2 separate regions of the Homo sapiens genome follow, and region 1 is linked to region 2. The links are chromatin loops, found by intact Hi-C in ENCODE. Cell type or tissue: gastrocnemius medialis. All regions are shown on one strand. Each heading gives the region's core, and the rest is flanking DNA. Links, peaks and the distances in the headings are about the cores only. Region 1 has its middle 25 kb from the start of KCNE3. Region 2 overlaps PPME1 (protein phosphatase methylesterase 1).

The links. A loop is a pair of places that touch in the nucleus more often than their neighbours do. Peaks named below come from ENCODE experiments on the same cell type or tissue, not always from the same donor. Only the 100,000 strongest peaks of a DNase experiment are listed, where the experiment ranks them.
Region 1: it touches region 2 in a loop (12-fold over the local background); 99 of 110 quality-filtered maps call a loop at or near these places.

What each region holds. Positions count from the first base shown.
Region 1 is chr11:74,440,052-74,445,430 of GRCh38, forward strand. No RefSeq gene overlaps it. Among named protein-coding and RNA genes, the nearest start is that of KCNE3, 25 kb to the right of the region's middle. In gastrocnemius medialis, for the core only: a CTCF peak has its summit at 3,254 (motif pointing left); DNase peaks (open chromatin) are centred at 3,182, 4,290 and 4,590; H3K4me3 peaks cover 635 bases; H3K27ac peaks cover 2,929 bases.
Region 2 is chr11:74,253,220-74,258,598 of GRCh38, forward strand. It overlaps PPME1 (protein phosphatase methylesterase 1), which reads left to right. Exons shown (of 14, transcript NM_016147.3): 14 at 273-1,484. The coding sequence ends at 291. It also overlaps a transcript of P4HA3 not described here. Among named protein-coding and RNA genes, the nearest start is that of P4HA3-AS1, 55 kb to the right of the region's middle. In gastrocnemius medialis, for the core only: CTCF peaks have their summits at 2,744 (motif pointing right) and 2,948; DNase peaks (open chromatin) are centred at 2,736 and 4,903.

The DNA.
Region 1 (5,379 bases), core at 290-5,289, 190 kb after region 2:
CTTCCAATCATGTAAGAGTCTGGGAAACTTTCGTGGATGGACTACTGAATATTTTTTTTGGCATCTCCAAGCAGAGAAGGCTTTTATTATAGTGATAGATGGTATAATGAGTGCTTTTAGGATAACAAATCCTCAACAGCTACATAATGTCTTCACCTATAAAGTATTTCACATCCTTTTGTCATTTGATGGCTACTGTGCAAATAATTAGGAACCACAGAGTCAGTGTTCTAGTCATTCATTCAACAAATATTTATGCAACATTTCCTGGAGGAAATAACGGTAAAGGGAATAGGAATGACCTCTGTTCTTATAGAAATTATAGTAGAATGAAGAAAAGAGACACAGTAAGCAGGCAATGATTGTCTAGAGTGCTAAATATTTTACTGGGGGAGGTGTGGAGTACTATGAGTTGCATATAGAAAGTATTCCTCATACATATTTTATATTTTACCATCTGAAATGATATGGTTTGGCTCTGTGTCCCACCCATATCTCATGTCAAATTGTAATCCCCAATGTTGGAGGTGGGGCCTGGTGGGAGGTAACTAAATCATGGGAGTGGTTTCTAATGGTTTAGCACCATCCCCCTAGTGCTGTCTCATGATAGAGTTCTCACAAGATCTGGTTGTTTTAGCACCTCCCCACCACCTCTCCTGCTGGCCATGTGAAGATGGGCCTGTTTCCCCTTTGCCGTCATTGTAAGTTTCCTGAGGCCTCCCCAGAAACAAAAGCCCATACAGCCTGCAGAAGCATGAGCTGATTAAACCTCTTTTCTTTATAAATTACCCAGTCTCAGGTAGTTATCTTTAGCAGTGTGAGAATGAACTAATACGTATGGGGTACTATGAGTTGCTTATAGAAAGTATTCTTGGTATACATTTTATATATTACCTTCTGAAATAAAGTGATCTAAATGGATATCTGGAAGGTAAGTAGGAGTTAGCTAGGATGATGCCTGCAATTTTGCTACAAGTTAAGACTAGCTTAAATAGTGAACTCCTGCTAAAGAGCATCCTACTGCATCAGTAGGATGGGATCTCTGGTATTGGAATTTCATTCCTGATAGCAGAGGATAAGAAAACTGCTAGCTGACTGGGATCCAGAGGTGACTAAATAGGAGTATAGTGAAGCTGACCTTGATAAATCCTCTTAAAAAGTGACCCAGAAAGACAAAAGAACCAGAAGAAGGTGAGATTAAGAGGTGAACTACATCTCTTAGGTTATAAACATGCAGAAAAACAAAGGATGGTATAATAGAAAAAACACAAGTCAGATGACCTACAATCTGATCTTGTCTTAACCATGAACTCCCTTTTAGTGTATGATGTTAGATAATAAATTTTCCCTCTCTGGGACTCTGGCTTGTCCATTTATAAGATATGTGAGTTGGACTGCTTAAAAGGAGACAAGAAGGGGATGCTACAGTACAAGAAGTGAAAGTGGTCAGACATGTAGTTCACAAACATTGCTCTCAAGCCGCAACCTGGCCAAAGCACAGAGGAATTTAGGACCTGACTTTGAGCAGGTGAAGTCATTTGCTATCAATCCTAGGAAGGGAATAAATTTTTCTAGACACAGGGCTCACTTCTCTGGTTATTTATTGCAGGTCTGCAGAGGAAAGCACACTGTGAGTTTACTTAGTTGCTTGTCCCTCTCCTGCACTTGGCACCCTTCTGTTCCCTTCCTTCTATTATAAGGAACTCAGGGTATATGAAAGAATGGTCCTAGAGGAGCACAGCCCAAACCAAAGCTAATTGATTGCTAATGGGAGGTCTCAGTGGGGGAATGATCTTTAGAAAATTGTAGTGGAAATCCTAGTACCTAGCCTTTCTTAGAACAGTACCTCCCTTCTTTTTGAACACTGATCCCCCACTTCAACTATATAGTTCCAGTAGGAGCTGGAAATCACAGAATCTCTCACCCTTGGCACAGGGATGAACATGTCTCTTCCAGCCAGGGCCAAAGAGAAATTTTGCAAATTAGAGGTAAGGGGAAGGGCTCAGTCCCCCTCAGATAGCAAAAGTGTGAGATGGAGCCAGGAGGTATCGGTAGCCACATCCCTTGCAGTGTGGAGGAAGCCAGTCTGTAGTTGGTAGGCTGACAGATGGGGTGTGGTGGGGTGGGAGGTGGGGTGGGGATCGGGGGGAGGACAAGCATGCAATCTACCTTGTGGCATTATTGTGCCTATTTCCAGTTGTCCTGGAGGTCCAGCTATAACTTTACCCTTACTTATATGAAACAATAAATGTGTCTTTTGACATTTTGAGATTTCTACCCTTAGCAACCAAAAAAGTATTGCTTGACCCAAAAATCATTAGTTTTCTGCCGGAGGTGACTACTTAACTATGTTCAGATGTAAGGTCACTCCTGGTCCTGGACCCCTTGTAGTCCAAGTTTCCTGGAATGGCCTATACTTCCCATGTGTTCAATATTTTAATAAGTTTACCAAGTAATACTTCTAAACTACTCCGCATAATGACCCTCTGAGGTGGACAGGGTAGGGTTATCCCTATTTTACATCAAAAATACTGGGGTGAAGTGACTTGCCAACATCGTGTAGTAAGTTAGAGGTAGAGCAAGGACTCAAACCCTGGACATGACTAGTACTCTATTATGACAAGCTCTCTGTCCACTTAGGCAAGAGCGTTGGAATGGCTGAGAATATGTTGCTTATTCATTCAACAAATACCATTGAGCCTGTGCTCGGGCCAAGCGTTCTGGGGCCCAGAGTACAGTGTCAAATGAGACACAGCCTCTGACTCACAAAAGCTGATAATCTAGACTGTGTATACACTAGTAAAAAGGCAATTAGAATAAAGTGTGGTAAATACCATGGTAGATGGAGTCCTTCTGGAACAGATAGGAGGGGCACTAAACCTGTTCTGATAAGAATTAGGAAAGGATTCTCAGCAAGGTCACTGCCAGTCCAGTACCTTTTTGTGAATCAGAGAAAAAAAGAGTGCTCTTTCCTTAAAACACCAACTGCCGGGACATTTTTATAAAAGCATATAAACCTGTAATATATTTTCTGTGATCAGCACACCCTTGGTATGTGCAGCAGGCAACCAGTTCAACTGTGTGTGGCACCCTGCTTCCCAGAGGAAATAACATTGAAGCTGAGATCCAAAGGGTGAGTGTGTGTTAGCAGACAGCCTACCTGTCGGCTCCAGGCCTGTCTGAGAATTGGGTCTGCTGCCAAACATGCCATTATTTATTTAGGCAGCACAGCCCTCCTGTGGCTGCTCCTATGTCCTCACTGACACCACAATCCCTTTTTTCTTTGCTTCAGTCTGGTCTCCCATGGATCCCAGAGGACTCTCTCCCTGCAGGTTATTCAATCTCCCTAGACCTGTTTGTCTACCAGGGACTAGATTAAGAGTTTGTGTTTCTGGACCGTAGCCCTCAGTGGTGCTTAATTCAAAAAGAAACCCCAAGAGAAAACCCGATCCTCTCTGGGAGGGCCCAGCCTAGAGGATAAAGTATCTAAAGGCCTAGGGATTGTACAGCCTTTTCCTGATTGGCTGCTAATTATGTTCTTCTCTTGACTGCAGTTTTTCATTTCGTTTTGGTTTATCTGTGGCATTTTCTGAGCTCAACGAGAGAAATAAATAAGAAGGGAGCATGCAACCCTGTTGTTGTTAGAATCCTAAAATAGTAGGACTGGGGGAAAAAAAAACAGTATGCTCTCCCTTCCCAGCATTCTTATCTAGGTGAAAACAAACTGCGAATGCAGATTTAAAGGGGAGTAGAAACGGCTTTTATAAGAGAAAACTGGAGGAGCGTTCAGGAAAGGACAGAGACAGTTCCATCTCTTTGCTTTAGTGACATTAGGGGTTCATGTGTTGACGGAATGTATATGAAGCTCAGATCTTTTAGAATCAGCTGACAGGTGGAACTATTTTCCTTCCCAACCATCTGCACACTCTGTAAAGATAGAACAGCGTCACGTTTCAATGCACTGGATGTCTTGATCATGAAATTACCTCTACTTTAGAGATGTTACTGGCTCCCATTCCCAGATTCCCCCGCCTGTTGTAATGCTTGCTATGATTAGGTTAGGTTATTAGGTTGTATTATATTATTGCTCCTGAGTTCACAGGAAATTCTTTTTTATCCTTCCCCCGCCAACCCCCCCCCGCCCCGCCGCCCATTTCATACTAGGCTCTTCCAAGATTATTTTAAGGAAGGTTGTTCGATTCCTAGACTGTTCAAATGGAAGAATTTTAGGTGTCTGGCTTAGCTCTGCAGATTACAGCCAAGGAGCACAGGCCCAGAGGGGCATTGAGTGACAAAGGTCAGCTGAGGAGTTAGCAGCAGAGCTTAAGTGTCCTCTCCAATGTTCTTTCTACCACTGACACTATCTCTTTTTTGGCAGGTGATTAGCCTGGGATGAATTCTGGCACGGTTCTGAAAAGCGTGCTGTCTTTCTTCTTCTAGCTACAAATTCCTCTTTTCCAGTTCCTTCCTCTTCTGTCTTTTCTCCTTATATTTTGAATCTCATCCAGCAGCCACAACAGGTGTTGGGCCTGCCTCTCAAAAAATCCTACAGCTTGGCTGGCAGGGTCCTAGGGGTGGAGCATGTCCTTGCACCACCCAGTTGGCTGCCAGATCAATTTCAAGGTCTCTCTGGTAGCCTCCAGGGCCAGTTCTACTAAGAAGCTCCTCCCTCCTTGGAGCATCCAGTGATTGGCATGTAAACTCTTCAAAAGTCTGCTCTGAGCGCCTCGTGTGAGGAATATTTTATTGCAAACTTAAGCTCCCTGAGAATTGTTCTCTCGTACTAAGCTTGACACAGTGTTAATCTATAATGGAGGCTGTTGTTGACAATCATGGTAAGAAAAACTCACTTGTTTACCTGAAACCTTCCCAGACTAGTCCTTTTTCGCTTCGATTGTTCCACTGGTGAGGGTGGGGCTGCTGCTGTGCCAAGTGCAATACTTTTTGTACACTCAACAAAAAATTGTAATAAATGTACATTTGGGGCTCCGTTTGAGCTTAAATTATGTCCACTTTTGGAATTCACACAGGTGTGGGTATTCGTGATATGGCAGCCACCAGGAGTGAGCTGTTCAGGTCTCCCACAGGGAGCCTGCTGGGAGAAGAGCAGTTAGTGGCCGGCCTCAGGCAGCAGCACCTTTGGGCTCTCCTGCAGTGTTTACACCCCGGTTATGCTCACCCTGGCCTTCTCCCTGCCACTGACCAAGCTCTGCAGACGTATGAAAGTCAAGCCATTCCTGCCCAACATGGGACTCCTGTAATGGGCAGTCTCTGCTCTGGGGCTCCTCATCAGCCTGGCTGAGACTTTCTCAGAGCTGCATTGAAACCTGACGCTCCTCCTGCCTGGTCCTTCTTCCTTCCCTCTTTTTTTCGCTGGTG
Region 2 (5,379 bases), core at 220-5,219:
CCATTCATGGATCCCAGGAACCAACAATAAAGACTTAATTTCTCTTACTAAACAGTGTTTGGCTGGGGCCCTTCGACCATTTGGAGCCTTGGGCAAATGAGCAGCACACTGAGAGCAGACCCTGGGTCCAGCTCTGGTCAGGGCTGTGAAATGGGTCAGATTTGCCAGGGCCTTGGTGGTCATTAGGGAGGGCTTCCTGGAGGATACAGATAAGCAAGGGAAAGCTATTGATAGTTACATTTGTTTTTCCTTCTCTTTCTGTTCTTCCACAGTGTGTTTCCTGGCTGTTAGTGACCTGCTGTCCACCCCTCCTCAACATCGAGCTCTGTTGTAAATACGTCGCACCAGAGGCCACTGTGATGCCACTGTCTCCTCTCCATCCCGCCCAGCCATGTGACACTGGCTCCCGGTAGACGGGCACCCCGAGATGTACCAACCTTTTCATGTATTCTGCCAAAAGCATTGTTTTCCAGGGCCCTTGACCAACATCGGCTTCCCCAGTCCAGGGCTCCCCTGCTCCTTTCCCTTCCCTGTACTGGGGTAGCTCCTGCCTGCTCTCCCTGCGTTGCCTAGGGTAAAGCCTCCAGATTTGCCATACTGAGCCCCTCTTCCTAGCATCAGGCGATACATCTGAGTTCAAATGTCTTCCCAGGCTCAGGGACCTCCATTCCTTGAGATTGTCTTGGCATGGCCCAGCCCTGCCTCATGGGATGGACAATGCATGGGGTGGTCTTTATTTTTCCCTTTCAAATAAAACACTAGTCAGGTACCGTTTTATCCCAGTCGTACTCTTCCAGGTTTGGAAGACCCAGAGAGGCCAAGATCCCATCCTTAGCCATAGCGAGCGGTGGTGGTGGATAGCATCACAAGAAACGAGCCTGAAAATCAGGTCCAGCCGGTCCAAGCACATGGCCTCCCATCTGGGAGAGCCCACTGTCCCACTCCCACATGTCTGGGCACCTGCCCTGGGCTGAGGCCAGGCTGCTCCAGGGGCCTCCTGCGCCCTCACCTGCCACAGAGCAACCCAGGTTAAATACAGCCCATGCACAAAGCCACAGGCCAAAGCCTATGGAATTGTTTTTAATCATCAAATTTAACCATTTTCATAACTGGTTCCTGGAGGTGTGCAGTGCCCCCTTGCCTCTTCAAACCTACAGCTTCTCTTTGCCATTTGTGGATTTCACATCACTCCACACAGAAACATTACAGCCTGGCATCCCCAGTCTTTGCCTTCTTCCAGCTGCCTCGACACAGCACTGTGGCCTGTCCCTATTGCCCAGGCACGCCATTTCCAAGGGCAGGAAGGGGCAGTGTCCTGAAGCCCATCTTTTCTGTGACTGTCTTAGGTGATGTGTAGCCCCCTCCACCTTTCCACTCAACAACCTCCCACCCCTGTCCTGCTGCATGGTCCGGAGTCTGGGACCTACTTTGTTTTTTGTTATTTATGACCTTGTTTAAAGAAAATAAATATCTCCCAACCTTTATTGGTCTGGTCTTTCTCTGTGGAATTGTCCTTATTTCTGCTGATATGGGGGCAGGGGACAGCTCATTGGACTTAGTTGTCATGGAACTCCAGAAACCCCTTTCCCTATAGCCCTTCAGTGTGTTATGCTCTGCCTGTCCCCTGATCCAGAATGCCCAGTGGGATGGTCAGAGCCACCCTCCTCTGCAGCCAGGATGGGATTCCAGTCCCATCTCTCCTAATTATCGGCTGTGTCGACTTTGGTCCAGAGCAGGACAATCTGTGCACTGTCCACATGATCTCAGTCACCATAGCTTCACTTATGTGAAACTTCATCTACAACCCAAATCATTTCCTGAGCTCTGAACAGGTAGGCCCAGGTTCCTCCTCCTGTCTCTCCCAGATGACCAAAAGCCACTTCATATTGACTGTTTCTAAAGCTGAATCCACCTTCCCCCGGAAACTTGCTCCCCATGAAACTTGCTCTTCCTCCAGCGTTTCCTGGCTCAATAAGTGATAGGTATCACCATCTCTCCAGTTGTCCAAACCAGATACCCACAGTGAATGACTTCTCTTACACCCACCTCAGGTCTACCACCAAATCCTGTTCATCCTCTTTTCCGTGTCCCCCTCTTTTCCATCCCACAGCCAGTGCCCTAGCTTAGGCCTCATCATCTCTCACTTTGATCACTTCAGTACCTTTGCTGCCCTCCTCCCCCCTGGGTGGTCCTCCACACTGTTGGAGGCTTCCTCCTAGCAGGCTCTGGGGCCAGAGTGTCTAAATTAGAACCCAAGCCCCACCCCTTACACTGTATGGTATGGCAACAAACTTTCTCTCTGCTGTAGTTCACTCATCTGAAAAATGGAGATAAACCGTACCTACCCCACAGGGTCTTGAGGATTATACAAGTTAAACTAGGTTAACTGGCTTTCTCACTAACTGGCACATGGTAAGACATTTAATAAGTAGTTCCTGTTATGACACTGTTACATTGTTATAGTTAGGAACTTTATTCAGGGCCGTCTGTGGGCCAATAGCATCAGTATCTCTTGGAAGCTCGTTAGAGAACTGTGTCCCCATGTCAGACCTATTGAATCAGAACTGATCTGCATTTTAACAAGTGCATCAATGTCTGAAAATTTCTTGTCTAGTTGATGATGAAATATTTCAGGGTAGTTCATGAGCTCCCTAGTAGAGGAGAGAAGTTCCTTATGTGTGGTTTGATTTCTCTCACCGGAACACTTTGCGGGTGCCTTTGCTGAGCTATGTGCCCTCTTGTCCACAAGAGGGCAGCATGATCACTTGGTTTTCAGGGGCACTCAGGTTCATCAGGTTCACTCAAATTTTGAATGTCATCTAATTCACTTGACACACATCTCATTTAATCTTCACAGCAACTCTATGAGGTAGGTGCTGTTATGTTCCTTTTACAGGTAGGCAGACAGGTCCAAATTCTACAGCTTGGAAGTGACTGTCAGAATTCAAAACTGGCTTGCTTCCACATCATTCTGTTCCTGCATGCTACAAGGGACCCTGGGCAGAAGTCATTTTGGACCAGATACTTAAAAGAGCAGAAGGAGGATGACCGTGGAGATGAACCCTCTTTACACTTGATGGAGGAGGCTGAGAATGAATGAAATGCTCGTGAGCTTTGTGGTTGGTTGTGTTTTAGGCACTTTCATCTCCATTCATCCTTTGTATCCTTGTGAAGTACAGGCACTATCCCCAATTTAAAGGCAAGGAAGCAAAAGCTCAGACATTTGAAATGGCTTGCCCACAGCCACGGCCAGAGTGGCAGCATCTTTGTCTTCTGATTCCAAGTCTACTGAGCATTCCATTACACCCCAGAAGAGAAGGGACCATTCATGTGTTCACTTAACATGGCTTTAACGAGCACCTACTATGTGTTGGCCATAACAGTGTCCTTGCAGAGCCTACAGATCAGCATGTATGAACTCAGGAAGGGAATAAAGAAGGAGATCCCAGAATCCTTGAATGAAGGATTGCCACAAAGCCAGAAGGAGCATGTTTGGGACAAACCAAAGGCCCTGTCACATAGACACTAGTGAAAGTCCAAGGGAAACTCCTTCCCAAAAAAGGAAGGTAGGCACATTTTGGAGGCAGATGTAGATCTGATGGGGGACAGAATCTTGAGACTGGGAGGACTGAAGACAAAGCCATGAGGGGAATGGGGCATGACTTCATAGCCCCACGCTCTTAACATACTGTTAGGAGCATTTGCTGATTAAGCAAACCCGAGCACCCAATATGTGCCAGGCATCCAATGGACTTTGTAGACAGAGGTAAATAATGAGGCTCTTAAAATGAACTCATTGTCTAGAGAGACAGTGATAGAAATAGTGACCACGTTGTAAGAAGGTTGGGGGTGGGCAGTAACTAAACCTATTTGGAAACAGGCCAGGAATGGTTTCACAAGAGGTAGCATTTTTTCTTTCTTTTTTTTAGACAGTCTCCTCTGTCACCTAGGCTGGAGTGCAGCAGCACAATCTTGGTTCACTGCAACCTCTGCCTCCCAGGTTCAAGCAATTCTCCTGCCTCAGCCTCCCAAGTAGTTGGGGTTTCAGGTGCCTGCCACCACGCCCAGCTAATTTTTGTATTTTTAGTAGAGATGGGGTTTTGCCATGTTGGCCAGGCTAGTCTCAAACTCCTGACCTCGAGTGATCTGCCCGCCTCAGCTTCCCAAAGTGCTGGGATTATAGGAGTGAGCCACCACACCCAGCCAAGAGGTAGCATTTGAGTTGAGCCTTGAAGTATCACAAAGTGGAGGTGGAGGAGGAAGGGCAAGATATCTCAGAAGGAACAGCACAGACAAGCGCTGGAGACTTGAAAGTCAGCCTAGGAAGAAGACTGTGGCTGGAGTATGGGCCGAGATAGGAGAAGAGCCAGGAGAGAAGGTGGGAGTCAGGGCATAAAGGCCTTAAGTGGCAAGAATAAGGAGTTTCCAGAAGTTATTAAATAGGCATGACCCCATATAAAAAGACAAGGTCAGGTCTTTTTTATAAAGGAAAGTCACTCTGGTAGCCTGTGTAGATGGATTGGTGGGTGCCAGACATGAGGCCAAGAGGTCAGTAAAGAGGCAGTTGTAATTGGGCAAGGAAAAGACACAGGTATACTTAATTAGAACAGTGGCCACTGGGCTGAGAGAACAGGATAGTCTCATTATTTTGGAGGTGGAATGAACAAGAAAGAGACTAGTTAGATTTCAAAAGTGAGGGGCCAAGAACCCTTAAGTTGGATGCAGGGGCCTGTCATGAGAAGTGGGGGTTGGAAGTGAAAGGTCAAGATTTTACCAAGGGAAAAGCAAGAAGAGAGCCTACACTAGCAGCAGAGAAAGCAAAACGCAGTCACACTCCTCCCTGCAGTCACTGTTTTGTTTGCAATCTTGGAGCCAACTCTGCTGCTCCAGCTGGCCACCCCATCAGCAGCCAGAATCAACTCATTCTCAGTCTGGGGCCAGGGCTCAGAAAGTTATGTCAACTCAAGAGGCTCCCTTATTCCTCGAGCTGGCTTCCTCTCCCAGCAGTTTGCTAGAAAACTCCAGCCCATAGCCAGGCAAAACCTTGTAACCCAAGACTAGCAGAAAGGCTGGATTCTTCCAGGTGCAGGCAATAGGTGACTGAGGAGTGAATGGAGTGTTGACAGAGACAGTTTCTTCCTGATTAATGAGAATGATGCCATTCCATAATGACTTATAGAATGACTAATCAAACAAGCTTAGAATAACTGACATGATACAGTCTGTATCATTTATAAAGCACGTTTACAACCTTTGAGACCTCCTAACTCCTCTGGAGTGGGGAGGGCAGACAAATCAGCAGTGCCTCCTACAGATGAGGAATTCGAGGGTCTGACAAGGAAAGTGATTTGTCCAGGGTCATACCTTAGCACAATCTGG